Linked DNA regions of Homo sapiens: region 1 is linked to region 2. A link is an interaction called in ENCODE POLR2A ChIA-PET data of the cell type or tissue named here. Cell type or tissue: OCI-LY7. All regions are shown on one strand. Links, peaks and the distances in the headings refer to the core of each region. The heading gives the core; the rest is flanking DNA. Region 1 has its middle 5.9 kb from the start of TRERNA1. Region 2 has its middle 76 kb from the start of LINC00494.

Region 1 (9,417 bases), core at 2,540-6,539, 1.6 Mb before region 2:
TAATGTCAATAATATCAATAATGTCAATAATAATCATAGCAACAGCAAAGTTTCTCTAGGGCTTAGTCTGTATCAGACACAGTCTGAGGCTTTATATCGGGGTCCCCAACTCCTGGACTGGAGACAGGTACCCATTCGTGGCCTGTTAGGAACCGGGCTGCACAGCAGGAGGTGAGCAGCAGACAAGCGAGCATTACCGCCTGAACTCCGCCTCCTGTCAGATCACCCACATCATTAGATTCTCAGAGAAGTGCGAACCCTATTGCAGATTGCATATACGAGAGATATGCACAACACACAACCCCCCACACAACCCCCAGCCCCTTTCAGATTGTCTTCCACGAAACCGGTCCCTGGTGCTAAAAAGGTTGGAGACCGCTGCTTTATATGGATTAACTCATTAACCCAGGGTGAAGTGAACCTATCATGAGAGTCTGTTGTGGTTTGTTTATTTATTTATTTATTTATTTATTTATTTTTTGAGGTGGAGTCTTGCTCTGTCACCAGGCTGGAGTGCAGTGGTGCGATCTTGGCTCACTACAACCTCTGCCTCCTGGGTTCAAGCGATTCTTCTGCCTCAGCCTCCCGAGTAGCTGGGATTACAGGCGCCCGCCACCACACCCGGCTAATTTTTGTATTTTTAGTAGAGATGGGGTTTCACCATGTCGGCCAGGGTGGCCTCGAACTCCTGACCTTGTGATCTGCCCACCTCGGCCTCCCAAAGTGCTGGGATTACAGGCGTGAGCCACTGTGCCAGGCCTGTTGTGTTTTGTTTGTTTGTTTTTGAAACAAAGTTTCGCTCTGTTGCCCAGGCTGGAGTACAGTGGCTTGATCTCGGCTCACTGCAACCTCTGCCTCCCAGGTTCAAGCTATTCTCTTGCCTCACTCAGCCTCCTAAGTAGCTAGGATTACAGGCATGCACCACTATGCCTAGCTAATTTTTTTTTTTTTAATTATTTGTAGAGATGGGTTTTCACAATGTTGGCCAGGCTGGTCTTGAACTCCTGACCTCAGGTGATCCGCCCACCTCAGCCTCCAAAGTGCTGGGATTACAGGTGGGAGCCACCATGCCTGGCCGAGGGTCTGTTGTTATCATCATCCCCATTTTGAGGATAAGGAAACAGAAGCACAGAGAAGCAAGGCACCTTCCCAACTCCACACAGCAGTGACTGGAGAACTCAGGTTCAGGCCAGGCCTGTGGTCCAAAACTCCGCCCCATCCTGCCTGTCCGAGACTCCAGAATATTCTGCCGTCTGGATGGATCCTGGTGGATTTGATGAGGCCTTGGGTGGTGGATGCAGCATTGAGTTGTTTTCATCTGGGGCTGGTGGGAACTGTGTGGGGAACACCCTGGTGGGACGTCATCGCCTGGGGGTTGGGGTGTGGTTCCATTCCCAGAAGGGGCCTGGCTGGTCACAGGACTGAACAGCCCTCAGGCCCAAGGCCATTGCCCAACTGTACTCCATGGGGAGGTGCTGACACCTGATCCCATCCCCTGCGAGGACAGTGGGACAGTGGAAGCCCCGGCTCCCACATCATGGGCCTGTTCCTAGGGAACTCAGACCAGGTCTGACACGGCAGGGTTTGCGGATACCTCTATCTGTGCTAAGCCTCACTCCAGCACACGCTTCTGCTGGGGCCAGAGTGAAGCATGAAGAACGTATATCAAGTCTGGCCTCTGCCAACTCATGTGCCCCCATCACCCTCAGGATAAGGCCCAGCCCCCTCTCCCTCCCCTCCCTTCCCTCTGACTTGGGTCACCCAGTGCCACAACCATTGTCTGATGGTTGTCTCCCCAGACAGGTGTCAGCCCCACCATGACAGAGATTTTGGCCTGTGTTATTCACGTCCATGTCCCCAGAGCCTAGAGCAGAGCCTGGCGCATAGTGGGTGCTCAAAACATTTGTGTGTTTTTTTTTGAGACAGATCTCACTCTGTCACCCAGGCTGGAGTGCAGTGGTACAATCTTGGCTCACAGCAACCTCTGCCTCCCAAGTTCAAGCGATTCTCAAGCAATTCTCGTGCCTCAGCCTCCCAAGTAGCTGGTATTACAGGCGCCCACCACCACACCCAGCTAAATCTTGTATTTTTCGTAGAGACGGGGTTCTTCCATGTTGGCCAGGCTTGCCTTGAACTTCTGGCCCCAAGTGATCTGCCCACCTTGGCCTCCCAAAGTGCTGGGATTAGAGGCATGAGCCACAGCTCAAAACAGTTGTTGAATGCGAGTGTGCATGAATATATGATTATATGAAAGAATGAGTGAGTCAGTGACGAGCCCAGTCTGACTGCCTCGGAGGGCTCTGTCAGCATGATGGCTGCCCTGAAGGTAGTGGGGTCCAGGCCCAGACCTGGGGGAGGGGGAGGAGGTCCAGCTGGAAGAGGAAGAAACAAACAAGGGTTTATAAAGCATCTACTTCACATTGGGCACTCTCGCCTTCCTACGGCCTGTAAGACCCATCACACAGATGAGGAAACTGAGTCCCCTTCGTTCACTCCACAAACCCATCCTTGGAGTCTCCAGGGCTGGGGCAGGGGTGACAGCAGAGAACCAGCCAGGCACTGACCCTGGTTTTTCAGAACTGATCAGGGAGACAAATCTGACAGGAAGTGAAACAGAATAAACCAGAGCTAACACCCAGCTCCTCTGTAATGCCACTCTGCAGCCAGCCACTGGTGTGAATCCTGGCACCGCCGCGCATGAGCTTGTTTAAGAGGTTGGGTTCTTGGCCAAGTGCAGTGGCTCATGCCTCTAATCCCAGCACTTTGGGAGGCTGAGGCAGGAGGATCACCTGAGCTCAGGAGTTCGAGACCAGCTTGGGCAACATAGCGAGACCTTGTCTCTATAAAAAATTGGCTGGACATGGTGGTGCACACCTGTGGTTTTAGCTGCTTGAGAGGCTGAGGCAGGAAGCCCAGGAGGTCATGGCTTCAGTGGGCTGTGATTGCATCACTGCACTCCAACCTGGACAATAGTATGAGACTCTGTCTCAGAAAAAAAAAAAAAAAAGTTATATTCTTGACACAAGTGACACCTGTCTGCCCCCTGTTCTGGGTGTCCAGCAGCAACACTGGCGAATGCTTATGTAGTGCCAGGTGCCCATCAAAGAGCTTTACACAGACGCACTCATTTAATTTTCAAGACTCTTCCGACGTGGGGACTATTATCCCCATCCTGCAGTTGAGGAAACTGAGGCTCACAGAAGATGAGTGATTTGCCCAGGGACACACTAAAGTAGACCCAGGAAAGTTACACTATGAAATCACACACAGAGTCATGGATGCCAGGTTCGGGATGATGTCGCCTCTGGAGGGGGCGGGGAGGGGCTGAGATCAGAAGGATGCCAGGAGCATCCCACGGTCACTGCCACGGTTAACTTCTCTCTTGGAGGTAGGAACATGTACAGAGGCTCAAGTACCATTTCTTTCTTTTTCATTTTATTTTTAACACATTTTTTGCACCATTTTTTTTTTGCAAATTGAAAATGGTCCAGAACAGGAAGTAGCCATGTAGCCACATCACATAGAGTGGGGAACAGTGGGCACGGGGCAGGCCTTTGACCAGTTCTATCTGCTTCGGGGCTGGAGCCAGCCTGGGTGTGGGGGCCCCTCCCAGCCCCCTCAGCCTTGGGGCCCTCCCAGCTCTCAGTGACGCAGCTGTGGTGGCATTTGGCAACCGGGCTGCCCACAGCTACCACAGCCCTGTGCATCTGCCAGCTGGGGGTAGGGGGAGCCGGGGCCTGTCCCTGCCAGCTGAGCCCTCCTGCCAGCAGCCTGGCCCAGGTGCCCCCGACATGCTGTCTGCAGCCCCTCGCCCACCTTACCTTGCCTCCCCACACTTTCCGCCACTGAACCTGACTGGTTCTCACTAACCAGAAAGTCAGTGCCTTGCCGGCAGGATCGTGTCTGTGTCTGGCACCATTCTCTCCCCAGAACTAGCACACAATTGGTGCTCAATAAGTATTTGTGGAATGAACAAATGAAAAACTGGACAAATAAATGGCAACCTCCCCTTCCCTGTCTCCTTCCCTTCTTCTTTCTCCCTCCCTCCTCTTCTTCTTTTCTTCCTCTCTCCCTCTCTTCTTCCCTTCCTTCCACAGATAGTTATTAAGCACCTATGTGCCAAGCACCATGCTAGGCACTGGGGACACAGTGGTGCCCCAAACAGACAAAAGTCCTGTCCTCACAGAGACAACATTCTAGAAAGGGAGTTAGACAACGAAATGACCCCACAGGCTGGGCACAGTGGCTCATGGCTGTAATCCCAGTGCTTTGGGAGGCTGAAGTGGGAAGATTGCTTGAGGCCAGGAGTTTGAGATCAGCCTGGGCAACATAGCAAGACCCTGTCTTTACAAAAATTTAAATTAAAAAAATAAAGTACTTGGCCGAGTGCGGTGGCTCATGCCTGTAATCCTAGCACTTTGGGAGGCCAAGGCGGCTGGATCACCTGAGGTCAGGAGTTCGAGACCAGCCTGGCCAACATGGTGAAACCCCGTCTCTACTAAAACTACAAAAATTAGCTGGGTGTGGTGGCGGGTGCCTGTAATCCCAGCTACTTGGGGGGCTGAGGCAGGAGAATCACTTGAAACCAGGCGGCAGAGATTGCAGTGAGTTGAGATCATGCCACTGCACTGCAGCCTGGGCAAGAAGAATAAAAAAAAAAGCACTTAAGGTCTTAAGAAAAATCAAAAGAAATAACTCCATAAACCAAGTGCAGAATTGAAGCAGGAGAAGATGCAGGGAGAGGCCTTCAGTGCCATCCACGCCTGGAGCGGAGGTAGGGGCGTCTTCCTGAGAAAGGGACCCAGCAGCGCCTCGTTCCCATCTTGCTTGGGCAGGTGAGAGGTGCCAGGAAGATGGCAAAGCCTGTGCCCCTCGTGAAGCTCAGAGTCTCAAGGGACGCAGACCTTCCTAGTGAGTAGGAAACTCATTATGAAAGAGGAAACCCTCTGGCGCTGAGCAAGAGTGTCAGCGCCTTGCCCTCTCAGCCAGGAAGGTCCCAGAGGAAGTGACGCCCGGCAGTGTCCCAGCACTGGGCAGGATCTGCTGGCAGCCCACCAGGAGAAGAGTATTCCCGGCAGGGACACCAGCTGGGGCAAAGGCAGGAAGACTGTCACCACCCCTCGGAAGCTGTGACTCCAGCCAGGCTGGGAACGCCCCTCTCTGGCCTCGGGCTTTCTCTTTTGAGAAAAGGGAGCAAGGGAGCAGGGCCGCCCACCAGGCAGGGATGCTGGAAAATTCTCTAGGAGGCTTTGAAGGGCTGGGCAAGGCGCTTGATTTAAATCCTCCCGGGCTGACTTGCTATTTCCTGTCTTCCCTGATGGGCCATGAGCCCTGGGGGAGAGAGGCCTGGTCTGCCTGCCCTGTGGCCTGGCACAGTTTGGCACACAGTAGGTGCTCAGGGGGGTGTGTCTGTGGAATTAAATGAGCGAGTGCAGTCCCAGTTTCCTCATCTGTGTGTGGGGATAATGCTGATGTGGCCACAGAGATGGCATGAAGAAGCTCTTTTTTTTTTTTTTTAGCTTTTTGTAAAGATGGGGTCTCACTATGTTGCCCAGGCTGGTCCCAAATTCCTATCCTCAGGTAATCCTCCTGCCCTGGCCTCCCAAAGTGCTGGGATTACAGGTGTGAGCCACCACACCCAGTCCCTGAAGAAGCTTTCACATTTTTTGTGCTGTCTTCTCTCCCCACCTCCTGGTGGCAGGTCAGGCCTCTGAGGATCCCCTAGAGTCCCCAGAAATTCCCTCTCTGGGAGCTGAGGGTAGAGAACACAGTGAGAAGGTGGGTTGGACAGATTCCCCAGCTCCAGATTTTGAGGCTAGGGATCCTAAGGTGCCTGAAAGGAAGTGAAAATCAGCTTCATTTACAATGGAAGGAAACTGAGGTACAACAACAATAATAATGAAATCTTAGCTTGCTGAGTGCTTTCTCTAAGCCAGGCACTGTGCTAAGCCCTTTGACCCAAGTTGTTCCATGTAATCCTTTCAACAGTCATAGTAGGAAGCAAATACTATGATCCCATTTTACAAGTGAGGAAATGAAGACTCAGGTAAATCAAGGCCACACCACCAGTTAATGGGGGAGCAGGCATGGGAATGAGAATCTAACTTACAACCCAGAATCATAAGCCTGATGCTCCCTGTGTGGGGAGGTGGTTTGGGAGGGACAGGATGAAGGTTACATTGGAGAGGCTGGAGATGAGAAGAATGGACAGATCCTTCATCTGGGGGATCAAGGGCTGTGGAATAAATAATTGCAAAAGTGAGGGGTCTAGGGTCAATGCCATTGCTCTTTTCACCCTGGATAGCCCAGGAAAGCTCCAATCTTCAGCCCACCCCAGCAACCTGAAATTTACTTTGCTTCACTCACTCATTCATTCATCTATTCATTCAATCAGTCAATTAACAGAAAACACAATACAGAATCACACAATACCAAACATATCCATTTAAACAATAAATGTAAATGAGTTAAATGGGTCTATTAAAAAACAAAGACTCATTAGATTCAAAATCAGAATGCATTCATTTATTCATTGCCTTTCATTTATTTAGTGCCTAAATTATTCTAGGTCCTGTTTTAGATTCCAATGATAGAAGATAAAAATAAAATAGGGGAGCCGGGCAAGGTGGCTCACGCCTGTAATCCCAGCACTTTGGGAGGCTGAGGCGGGTGGATCACGAGGTCAGGAGTTCAAGACCAGCCTGACCAACTTGGTGAAACCCCATCTCTACTGAAAATATAAAAATTAGCCTGGCGTGGTGGCATGCACCTGTAATCCCAGCTACTTGGGAGGCTGAGGCAGGAGAATGGCTTGAACCTGGGAGGCAGAGGTTGTGGTGAGCCGAGATCATGCCACTGCACTCCAGCCTAGGTGATAGAGCGAGACTCCGTCTCAAAATAAATAAATACATACAAATAAAAAATAAAATAGGGGAAATATGGGGGTGGGGGTGTGTGACCTAGGGAGAGAGACCTTTAGCTACAAAGATCTTGAGGCTGGAATGAGCTTGTAGAATGGAGGAACACAAAGCGGGCTTCGTGGTTAGAGAATGGTGCTAGCAAAGGAGTGTGGTGGGGGAATAAGGTGGGAGAGGTCAGCAGGGCCTATACCCCAGAGCATTGACAGGGCAGACGCTGTGGAGTGTTGAGGTGCAGACGAGCTTGGTCCTGCTTACATAGAGCATGGGTCAGCCACTGCTCCTGGCTGTCCCAATAACCTCAGCTGGACTCGACCCTTCCCAGCTGGGGGCCCTTCATCCCACCCGAAGGGACCCGAGACAGCGGACCACAGCCTCCTCCTCTGGGGAGACCATGAATTACCAGGTGCCAGACTCTGCCACTGGTGGCTTGTGCACTTAATCGGCTCATTAAGTTCTGCCATCAGGTTAGTTTTCTTCCTATTTTGAAGAAGAGAAAACTGAGGCTCAGAGAGGTAAGGTGACCTTCCCAGTGCCACTCACAGCCAGTGAGCAGCATGGCTGGGGTGAACTCAGTGCACTGGACACAATAGTGCACCCTCTTGGTACTTCATGGCTGTGTCCCAGGAAATGGCAGTGGAGAGGCCTCAGCTGGCTGTGTGTCCTCACATAGGTCCCCCAACCTCTGTGGCCTCGGGTCTGTGTCTGGGAAGCACATGAGGTCATTGTCAGGACCTTGGTGACTTTCTCCCTTGGGGCAGTGGGGTTCCCGAAGTGCTGGGCAGGCGACTTCTCATTTCATCCTCACAATCAATCACCCTGTTTGACAGAGGAGGCAACTGAGGCTGAAAGAGGGGAGGTGATTGTCCAAGGTCATGGCTTCAGGCTCTCCTAAAGACCTGGAACTGGATCTGTTCATTGAATGGTGAACTCCCAGAATGGAGAAATCCAAGGATGTGGAGACTCTGAGGTGGGGTTGGGGGACGAGAACAAGACCACCAGGATATCAAGGGGAGAGCTGGCCTGGGACCCAGGACACGGGCCCCAACCCTGCCCCGCACTGCATCCTGGGCTAGTTCCTGAGCGGGGAGGGGCCGTAGGAAGTCTCCCTATCTCCCCACTCAGGCCATGCCCTGGGTCCTGCCCAAACAGGAAATGCCAGGCCAGCCCCCACCCCCACCCAGGGTCATGGGAAGACTCTGCCTGGGATTCCAGTGCTCTCAGCACTGGCCCAGCCTGGGGGGTCTGCGCCCTGGTAGCGGTGGCATGACCTTGGGCAGGGCCGTTCCTCTCGCTGGGCCTCATTCTCCCCTGCCCACCATACTCACAGGCTCTGCATCAGACAGGCACTGCCACCTCCTGGCTGGGTGACCTCGGGCAGGTGGCTGTCCCCTCTGAAGCCCAGTTCCCTCTTTCTTAAAATGGGGGACAGTGCACACCGCGCGTGGTCCATCAGCTGAGCCATTATTGCCCCAAGCAAGGGCACAGTGGGGAGGGCTGGCCTCTGGAGAGATCACCATGGCCCTCTGGGGATGGCGTCCTGTCTTTCCCTGGACTCAGAACCATGCCAGGTACCTCTTTGCACTTGTCTCCCAATCGGCAAAAGAGGCAGAGCCGGCCGGGCGCGGTGGCTCACGCCTATAATCCCCACACTTTGGGAGGCTGAGGCGGGCAGATCACAAGGTTAGGAGATCGAGACCATCCTAGCTAACACAGTGAAACCCTGTCTCTACTAAAAATACAAAAAATTAGCTGGGCATGGTGGCAGGCGCCTGTAGTCCCAGCTACTCGGGAGGCTGAGGCAGGAGAATGATGTGAACCTGGGAGGCGGAGCTTACAGTGAGCCAAGATTGTGCCACTGCACTCCAGCCTGGGCGACAGAGCGAGACTCCGTCTAAAAAAAAAAAAAAAAAAAAGAGGCAGAGCCATAACCCTGGCTGAATCCTTAGTTATTGCAAGGACTGAGTGACAGGAGAAGGGGTCACAGAGGTGGAGTGGCAGCGGGAAAAGGTGGAATGATGTGGATTGGGAGAGACCCTGGTGCAGGCTTTGGGGGCCTGGAGAATGTGGCCTCCTGGTCATTTTCTTTCCTAGTGAGAAAGTGTGGCCAAAACAGGGAGGGGGAGCAGTGGACAGGACCCAACCCCATCTCTTGGGGGCTTGCAAAGTACAGGGCAGAGCGGGAAGGGAAAACAGGCCCGAGACAGGGGTGAAGGTGGCTCTGCTCCCTCCACGTGGTCCTCCCAGGCAGGATGCAGGTGCTCCCAGTTGCCAGGCTTTCTATGAATGGTCCTCACTCCTCCCAGACCCTGGCTCACAGATCCTAGCCCACAGTTTTCTCAGCAAGCCACCACCCCATGGAGTTGGTTGAGCCTGGAAGATCAGAGAGGCACAGCAGTTTGTCCAAGGTCACACAGCAGAGTGGCCAACACTTCCTCAGGCCCTCCCTGGGGACAGCAGGGGTCCCAGGTGTGAATGAGAAAGAACTGCTTACCCGTTC
Region 2 (9,417 bases), core at 3,122-7,121:
GTGTGTGTGTGTAGAATGCAGAAAACAGTGCAAGTAATGGAGCCTTGAAGACAGGATTTGAGCTACTGGATCCAGCCATGCCTGAAACCCCTCACCCCAAACTATTTTTTTTTCCAAGATGGAGTCTTGCTCTGTCACCCAGGCGGGAGTGCAGTGGCACAATCTTGGCTCACTGCAACCTCCACCTTCCGGGTTCAAGCAATTCTCCTGCCTCAGCCTCTCAAGCAGCTGGGATTACAGACACATGCCACCGTGCCAAGCTAATTTTTGTATTTTTAGTAGAGATGGGGTTTCACCATTGTTGGCCAGGCTGGTCTCGAACTTTGCCCAGCTTGGCCTCCCAAAGTGCTGGGATTATAGGCGTGAGCCACCACACCTGGCCACCAAACTATTAATTATGCAAACCACATATGAATTTTTTGTGTATGCCTATTTGAGTTGGATTTCAGTGACCTGCTGTTCTTAAGGGGCTTTTTGCCCAAAAGAGAATTTGCACCTTTAGGATGGGTAGGGGGTATCTTTGCAACTAAAATCCCAAGCCTTCTAAAAACAATGCCCTCTGATGGTCTCTGGTGAGAGGCAGTGTCTGTATTTTAGGGACATCACTCAGGGAGAAAGCACCAGATGGGTTGTGGAGAAAGCACAAAGGAGACATTCAAGCGATAGGCACCATAGGCAGCCAGGAGAGGAAAAGATCTCAGAGGAGCTGGCATGCAGGGAAGGCTTCTTGGAGGGGGTAAAGCATGAGCTGGGTCTCAAAGGATTCACACGAGCAAGATGAGGGGTGGGGGACATGGCAGGTGGGAGAAACCCATGAGCATGAGGTGGTTAGTTCAGGGGATGCTGAGAAAACGTCTGGCAAAAATATGGATGTTTTAGATAGTAGTCATGCTGGGAGCAAGACTGGCTCAGAGAGTCAATATTCTTTTTTTTCCAAACTAATTTAGAATTTATCCTGTGGGTCAGGACTTTTCAGACTTTAATAATCCGTTTACTACCACCATCATTTGTCCCTACCTGCCTTCCATTTGGATATTAATTTACTTATTATATTTATTTGAATGGATTCCATTTTCTTTACTTCACCTACAGCTGCATCCTAAGCATAAATATTTGTGAAGACATGAGTTTCATTTTCCGACTACTCTTTACCCTGAAACTGATAAAATAAACATGGGCCTTTAAAAAGATGTTCATCTGGGTTATCCTGGAAATCATCTTGTGTATTCTCAGGGTCTGCTTTGGGCCAGATTGCTGGGGTGAGGAGAGGCATGGAAGGCTTTTGATCAAGGGAAGGAACATGCTGGAAAATGCTGTTGTTTTAGTGAACTCCACAGCAGAAGAGCAAACCTCATGGGGGCTTGGCAGAGGAGACAGAGTCAGGGTTGGGTTGGGGTTTGCAATAGTCAGCAGAGTGGCAAGGAATGTGCTTTAGCAGAGGTGTGGAAATGTGGAATGGGAGGAGAATCCAATAGGATAGGAAAGAAGAATTGTTGGGATCATTACTGCTTGGATAGACAGAAAGCTAGAACGTGATGAGAGGAATATGCCAAGAAAAAACAGGGCTGCTGAATTTGTGGTAATTTTTAAATTAATTAATTAATTAATTAATTTTTTTTTGAGATAGGGTCTCCCTCTGTCGCCCAGGCTGGAGTGCAGTGGCAGGATCTCTGTTCACTGCAACCTCCGCCACCCAGGTTCAAGCAATTCTCCTGCCTCAGCCTCCCGAGTTGCTGGGATTACAGGTACGTGCCACCATGGCTGGCTACTTTTGTATTTTTAGTAGAGACGGGGTTTCGCCATGTTGGCCAGGCTGGTCTCAAACTCCTGACCTCAGGTGATTCATCCACCTCAACCTCCCAATGTCCTGGGATTATAGGCGTGAACCACTGTGCCTGTCCCTGCAGTAATTTATTATGACAGCAAATAGGAAACTAACATAACACCCCAGATTGTCCCCCTCTACAAAGGAAATCCTTTTTCACCATCTCAAAAGAGGAAAAGAGTTAGGACCTTGCAGTGACTTCAGCAGTAGCCCCTAAAAAGACATGTCCACATCCTAATGCTTGGAGCCTAAAATATCACCTTGTATGGCAAAAGAGTGACCATTACCTTATGTGGCAAATAGTGTGATTAAGTTAAGAATCTTGGGGAGTTGATTCTGAACTATCCAGGCAGGCTGTAAGTGCTAGCACACATGTCCTTACAAGAGAAAGACAGAGGGAGATCAGACAGCTGGTCACAAGAGGAGGAGGCAATGTGACCACAAAGGTAGAGATTGAAGGGATGTGGCCACAAGCCAAGGAATGCCAACGGCCACCTGCAGCTAGAGGAAGCAAGGAATGCATTTTCCCCTAGAGTCTCTGAGAACTGGAGAGACTTGCACTAGGAACTCAAAATTAGGATTAATTTATTATTTTCTTGATGTCAAATCTCATTTTAAAATGTACAACCATGTGAACCATAGCTTATTAAAAGAATTCTGGCCAGGTGTGGTGGCTCATGCCTGTAATCCCAGCACTTTGGAAAGCCAAGATGGGAGGTTCGCTTGAGCTCAGGGGTTTGAGACCAGCATAGGCCAACATAGCAAGACCTCATCTCTACAAAAAACACAAAAATTAGCTGGGTATGGTGGTATGCACCTGTCATCCCAGCTACTCAGGAGGCTGAGGTGGGAGGACTGCCTGAGCCCAGGAGGTGGAGGCTGCAGTGAGGTGTGATTGTGCCACTGTACTGTGGCCTGGGCAACAGAGTAAGACCTTGTCTCGAAAAAAAAAAAAGAATTCTAACAAGCCAATTTAAGTAACAAACCAGTGCAATTTGTATATAGCCACTGAGCCATACTATCATAATATTCTTGCATCTGAATAGTTGTCTCACCTGGGCTGAGTCACTGATGGGAAAGTACAACCAAGTCAGCTGACCACAGAAACAATCAAACCATAATTCCAGGTACAAACCTCTTTGGGGTTCATAAATCCAGTCACCAAAATTCTTGTAAGTTTCCCACTTTGGAGCCATGCCTGCTCGTCTGTCAATTTCATTGGTCCAGTTAATCAGACTCATCTTATCCTCTGTCCCAAAGGACCCTCCCCTGTGTCTTGCAATACATTCCAGAAGAGAAGAGTATTTCTCAGGCCTTCAGAAACCAAGAGAAGAAAACTCATTTTATGATCTGAAAGGAGATGAAAAGCATATTTTAGCAGGGCATTGCAAATGCGTTCCGTGCTCATCACAGAAGCATCTACAATACCTACATTATTTAGAACGCTGCAGGAGACAGAATAATGAATGTAGAATATGTGAACGATTCATTTTGATTTTTAAAAATGCAACCAAGCTAGAGAAAGTGTTGCAAGGTATCTGAAGACAAAATAAAATCTCTGCTATTTGTGAAGTCACAAAATTAAAGGGATGATTAAACGAAAGCAAACCTGAGATTTAACCTGAAAGGAATCGAGGATTTTAATTTTTGAAAAGGTGTCAAAAAGTGCTGTAAAGAGTGTCTGAAGGTTAAGGAAACTGTTATTAAAATGAGAATTATGAGCTCGGAGCTGTTCTCAGCTCTGTCCCTGGAGTGTGAAATTAGTGACTGAAGGCAGATTTCACAGGCACTTCGTTGGAGCGTGTTGGTGTGGCAGTGGATTTGTGATGGGGCCTCGCCGCCAAGTCCTGCCCACTTGCAAGCTGCTGTCGTTATTCATGCACAGCACAGATAATCATGAATGTCTGGAGCGTTTTGCATTTATATTGAACGCAGCCTCCTTCCTAGCTGGAGTGAGTCTAGGGCTGTGTGCATGGGTGGAATACATGGGAGGAAGCAGCTGCAAGACCAGCATTCCCACCAAGGCCATATTTTCTTTAAAAAAAAAATCTACATAAATTACATTGGGAATTATATTGAGAAATTGGTAGGAAATAGGAATGTAGTTAAAATGTGGAGCATCAAAATCTCTCCGAGGAGTTCCCTGTTGGTCTGGGTCTCAGGAGTAAGCCACTGATGACATTGTCTCCATCACATCACGGTACTTGGGAGGGGGTCAGAGGAAGTTTAACAGATTTTAAAAAATGTGGGAGGTAATGTATTTGGACGGCTGAGCTGTATTTTCCTCAGTCTCTCTGTCTCTCCATGCAACCGTCATTCATTCATGTTGTACATACACAAACAATGATCAAATGTAAAATGTGGGCTGGGCGTGGTGGCACTCACCTGGAATCTCAGCACTTTGGGAGGCCGAGGCAGGCCAATCACCTGAGCCCGGGAGTTCGAAACCAGCCTGAGCAATATAAGACCACCCCGTTTCTACCAAAAAAAAAAAAAAAAAAAAAAAAAGCCTGGTTTGGTAGCTCGTGCCTGTAGTCTTACCTACTCTGGAGGCTGAGTTGGAAGGATCTCTGGAGTCCAGGAATTCGAGGCTGCAGTGAGCTATGATCATGCCACTGCACTCCACTCTGGAAGACACAGCAGGACCCCGTCTCTGGAAAAAAAATGGAGGAAAAGAAAATATCCTTTTAGAGATATTGGTGAATCAAGCTTACCCCACAGAGGTGCATGCTGAAGATGACTGAGTGGACTGGAGACTGTCCCCTGGGCCACTGTGAGAGGCCTGTGCTGTAGATGGGAGGGCCACAGGTGGGAAGAAGCCTGGTCACTGTGTCACCCTGGGGGAGAGGTGGGGGTGTGCTCCTTCTGTTCCATTTTTGTGTAAACCTAAACACCGCTCTAAAAAAAAATTAAGCCTTTTAAAAATTCCAAAACAAAAAGGTCCCAGAAAAAAAGAGACACTTTTAAGTAACTTAGTTGCCCATAGAGCCAGAGAAAGTCTGGTCTTAGGTACAAATCATCTTGGTTTATCACCTGAGGAAGCACTTGTGAGTTTTAAAATTCATCAATTAATAATCATGTTATGTTTCAAACTCCAACCCACTTGTGATCATTAAAAAATCACCTCTATTTTAAAATCTAGTGTTCCCCTTATATGACATTCATGGCTATAACAGTGGTCTGAATATTCTTGGTAAAATAAAATTTCAACCATGGTCTGAGGGTAAAAAGCAAAGAGTAAGAAAATGAACAATGATAACCACAACAAACTGTAAAACATCAGCTCAAAGCCCTCTGTCAACACCGTAAATGGGATGAATTATGAATCAAGATAGCTTTGCCTGCACTCACAGAGCCCACATTGCACAGAGGCTCCATCTGTAACGTAGTGTGCTGGCTTGTGTATCTCGACCATTAAGGCAGGGTGGGCTGCAAGCTTGGTTCATTCAGCTACCTGAAGATGTCCTTGAGGGCCCAGAGGTTTTCCATCTTTCTGGTCTGCTGCCCACAGTCTGCCTGCTTCCTGTTTGACCTCTGTTCCCGTCCAGCAGGAGTAACGGGGTCATTTCTGGAATGTCTCCCAAAAGTGCAAGGAAGGCATTGCTTGCAAGGATCCAGCAGACACCTCCTAGAACACCCTTGGCTCAGGTGGGTATCCTGTTCACCCTTGACTCAATCACAGTCCAGGAAGATGGGATTAAATTTGAGCAGCTCCATAGCTGGAGCGCAGTCAGCATCTCCGAGGCCCATGAGATGCAGAGGGGAGCAGGAGGCTCGTAAACAAGTCCAGGACTCTTGGGAAGGAGGATGGGGTTGGGGGTTGGATGCTGGCTGCACCATCAATGACACCCCACACCTGTGCAGTCACAGAGATGTCTTGGGCAGCACATAAGCGCATTTCCTGTGTGTGCTGGGCTGAATTGGTCAGGATGCCAAATGGATTTAATGTAGTGTTGAATGGATCTTTCCTCCTCCAAGACAAAGTTCCTCAAAGATGTGCAAAGGATGAAAACCACACAAACTAGAACTTAGAACAGCGCATGACGTATGGTAAGTACCTTGTAAGTGTTGACTATCGTTATTTTCTCCACTAGGATGTAAGTTCTGTGGTGCTTAGATTCTATACTTGATGCATAGCAGGTGCTCAATAAATACTTGTTGAATGAGTGAATTGGCGGTTAGACCAAATGACATTCAAAAGTCTGGGCTGGGCAGAGTGTAGTGGCTCATGCCTATAATCCCAGCACTTTGGGAGGCCAAGGCGAGCAGATCACTTGAGGTCAGGAGTTCAAGACCAGCCTGGCCAACATGTGGAAACCCCATCTCTAGTAAAAATACAAAAATTAGCTGGGTGTGTTGGTGGGTGCCTGTAATCCTAGCTACTCTGGAGGCTGAGGCAGGAGAATCTCTTGAACCCAGGAGGCAGAGATTGCAGTAAGCTGAGATTGCACCACTGCACTCCAGCCTAGGCAACAAGAATGAAACTCTGTCTTTAAAAAAAAAAAAATCTGAAAGTAAGTTATCCCCTGCTGAAATGGTAATTCCCTTTCCTCCTTTATCAGTTTTGGAGGGCTAAATATTTGGCATATGAGGTTTATTTCTTTTCAAGGGAGCATCCAGCAGACATTAAATTCTCCAAGGGAGGCCCTGTTGAGACGAAGTGCCCCTTCATCCCCACTCCACTTCAAGAGCCTTGTTGCTTGGGAGGGAACTCCCTGTTTTTATCTGTGAAGGGAAAAACAAAGGGTGGTGGGCGGGGGCGCCCTTAAAAGAAATGCCTGGAGTTTTGTTGACTTTCAAAGCTTTCCTTAAATGAAACTATCTTCTATTATCGTTGATGAAAACAATCAACCCCTGTCAAGTATTTGGAGAGATTTATTCTGATGTGAGTGACCACGATCCATGGTCACATTCAGATTTGAGTGACCATGACCCATGACAAAGCCCCAGGAGAGCCTGAGAACACGTGCCCAAGGGGGTCAGACTATAGCTTGGTTTTATACATGTTAGAGAGACATAAGACATCAATCGATACATGTAAGATGTACACTGGTTTGGTTCAAAAAGGTGGGACAACTCAAAGTGGGGTGCTTCCAGGACATAGGTGGATTCAAAGATTTTCTGATTGGCAATTGGTTGAAAGAGTTAAGTGGTTACCTAAAGTCTCGGAATCAATAGAAAGGAGTGTCTGGGTTAAGATAAGGGGCTGTGGTGACTGAGGTTCTTATTACACAGATGAAGCCTCCAAGTAGCTGGCTTTAGAGAGAAGAGATTGTATTACTTTTAATGGCATTACAATTACTTTTAATACCATTACTTTAAATGGCAAAAACCGCAATTACTTTTGCACCAACCTAATACATGTTTCTTATCAGGGCTATTTCACAATATGTCAAAGAAATATATTTTAGGGTAAAATACTTCAATTTCTTTCAGAGCCCGCTGTCATGTTGGTATCTTATTGCTATAAAAAGTCTATTGTCAGTCTTTAGGACTCTGTTTTAATGTTAATGCTGGTCAGCTGTGCCTCAACTGCAAAAGGACGAGGTGTAATGAGGCCTGTCTGACCATCCATTCCCATCGTGGCTTGAACTAGTGTTTCAGGTTGATTTAGGGTACCCTTGGCTGACAGGAGGGGTCCATTCAGTTGCTTGGGGGGCTTAGAATTTTATTCTTGGTTTACAATTCAGAAGAATAGAAGAAATCCTTCATTTGCTTTTCAGGCGGGAAATCCCACAGACTCATGCTAATTGCCACTTGGACTTGGCATTTCCATGAACCTTCAACAAATGGCAACTCAGACATTTGCTACTTTTTAGGGGCCATTCAGTCACTGTAGCTCCTGCTGAACCCACCGGCTGAAAAATTCCTCCTACCCTCCAAGGGTAAAAAAAACTCCAAAGATGGATTCATCCATTTAGTCAGCAGACACGCTGGGAATGTGGAGGTGAAAATAAAGCCAAGCCTGGTTTTGTAGGAAGCATGTAAACCGGAGCAGCTCCATCTTAAATAGGAGCTGGGTAAAATGAGGCTGAGATCTACTGGGCTGCATTCCCAGACAGGCACTCTAAGTCACAGGATGAGAAGGTTGGCACGAGATACAGGTCATAAAGGGCATTCCCAGACAGGCATTCTAAGTCACAGGATGAGAAGGTTGGCACGAGATACAGGTCATAAAGACCTCGCTGATAAAACAGGCTGCAGTAGAGAAGCCAGCCAAAGCCCACCAAAACCAAAATGGCCACGAGAGTGACCTCTGGTTGTCCTCACTGCTACACTCCCCCCAGCACCATGACAGTTTACAAATGCCATGGCAACGTCAGGAAGTTACCCTATATGGTCTAAAAATAGGAGGCATGAATAATCCGCCCCTTGTTTGGCATATCACCAAGAAATAACCATAAAAATGGGCCCACCCTCAGGGCTGCTCTGTCTGCGGACTAGCCATTCTTTTATTCCTTTACTTTTCTAATAAACTTGCTTTCACTTTACTCTGTGGACTTGCCCTGAATTCTTTCTTGTGTGAGATCCAAGAACCCTCTCTTGGGGTCTGGATTGGTACTCCTTTCCTGTAACAGTTTTAGCTACTCGCAGACTCACCCCAGCTGCAGGGACAGTGTGACAGAGGCTTTTGTGCCTGGTCCTTAGGCTCCTGGTTTACATCTATGCAACGGCTTCCTATAACCAGCCCCTCCAACTGTGGGCCAGGGGCTTTCTCTGGCTGCTGGGGCATGCTCAGCCCATGTAGGGGGAAGGGTCAGGCAGTTATGACTCTAGGAACCTTCCACAACCAGCGACAGACAGGAGTCAGTGCACAAACAGCCCAGCTCTTCAAGAGGCCCCCAGTGGGAGGAAGCCCTAGTGGCCCAGATCAGAACCTCCTTGGGTCCTCGGTCTGTACTGACTTCCTTTCTTCTCCTCAGATACTTGCTCTGTACTGACTTCTTTCCTTCTCCTCAGATACTCTCTACTGACTTCTTTCCTTCTCTTCAGATACTCACTCTGTACTGACTTCCTTCCTTCTTCTCGGGTCTTCACTCTGTACTGACTTCCTTCCTTCTCCTCAGATACTCACTCTCTACTGACTTCCTTCTCCTCAGATACTCACTCTGTACTGACTTCCTTCCTTCTCCTCGGGTCCTCACTGTATAGTGACTTCCTTCTCCTCAGATACTTGCTCTGTACTGACTTCCTTCCTTCTCCTCGGGTCTTCACTCCGTACTGACTTCCTTCCTTCTCCTCAGATACTCACTCTGTACTGACTTCCTTCCTTCTCCTCGGGTCCTCACTGTATAGTGACTTCCTTCTCCTCAGATACTTGCTCTGTACTGACTTCCTTCCTTCTCCTCGGGTCTTCACTCCGTACTGACTTCCTTCCTTCTCCTCAGATACTCGCTCTGTACTGACTCCCTTCCTTCTCCTCAGGTCCTCACTCTGTACTGACTTCCTTCCTTCTCCTCAGATACTCGCTCTGTACTGACTTCCTTCCTTCTCCTCAGATACTCGCTCTGTACTGACTTCCTTCCTTCTCCTCGGGTCCTCACTCCGTACTGACTTCCTTCCTTCTCCTCAGATACTCACTCTGTACTGAC

Evidence for each region. Peaks named below come from ENCODE experiments on the same cell type or tissue, not always from the same donor. Only the 100,000 strongest peaks of a DNase experiment are listed, where the experiment ranks them.
Region 1: POLR2A ChIA-PET joins it to region 2 with 6 read pairs; 2 of 35 experiments call an interaction of 5 or more read pairs at or near these places.

The regions. Positions count from the first base shown.
Region 1 is chr20:50,042,863-50,052,279 of GRCh38, reverse strand. No RefSeq gene overlaps it. Among named protein-coding and RNA genes, the nearest start is that of TRERNA1, 5.9 kb to the right of the region's middle. RefSeq lists enhancers at 1,739-2,533, 7,761-8,708. In OCI-LY7, for the core only: no CTCF peak of the experiment used is centred there; a DNase peak (open chromatin) is centred at 4,939.
Region 2 is chr20:48,431,132-48,440,548 of GRCh38, reverse strand. No RefSeq gene overlaps it. Among named protein-coding and RNA genes, the nearest start is that of LINC00494, 76 kb to the right of the region's middle. In OCI-LY7, for the core only: no CTCF peak of the experiment used is centred there; no DNase peak of the experiment used is centred there.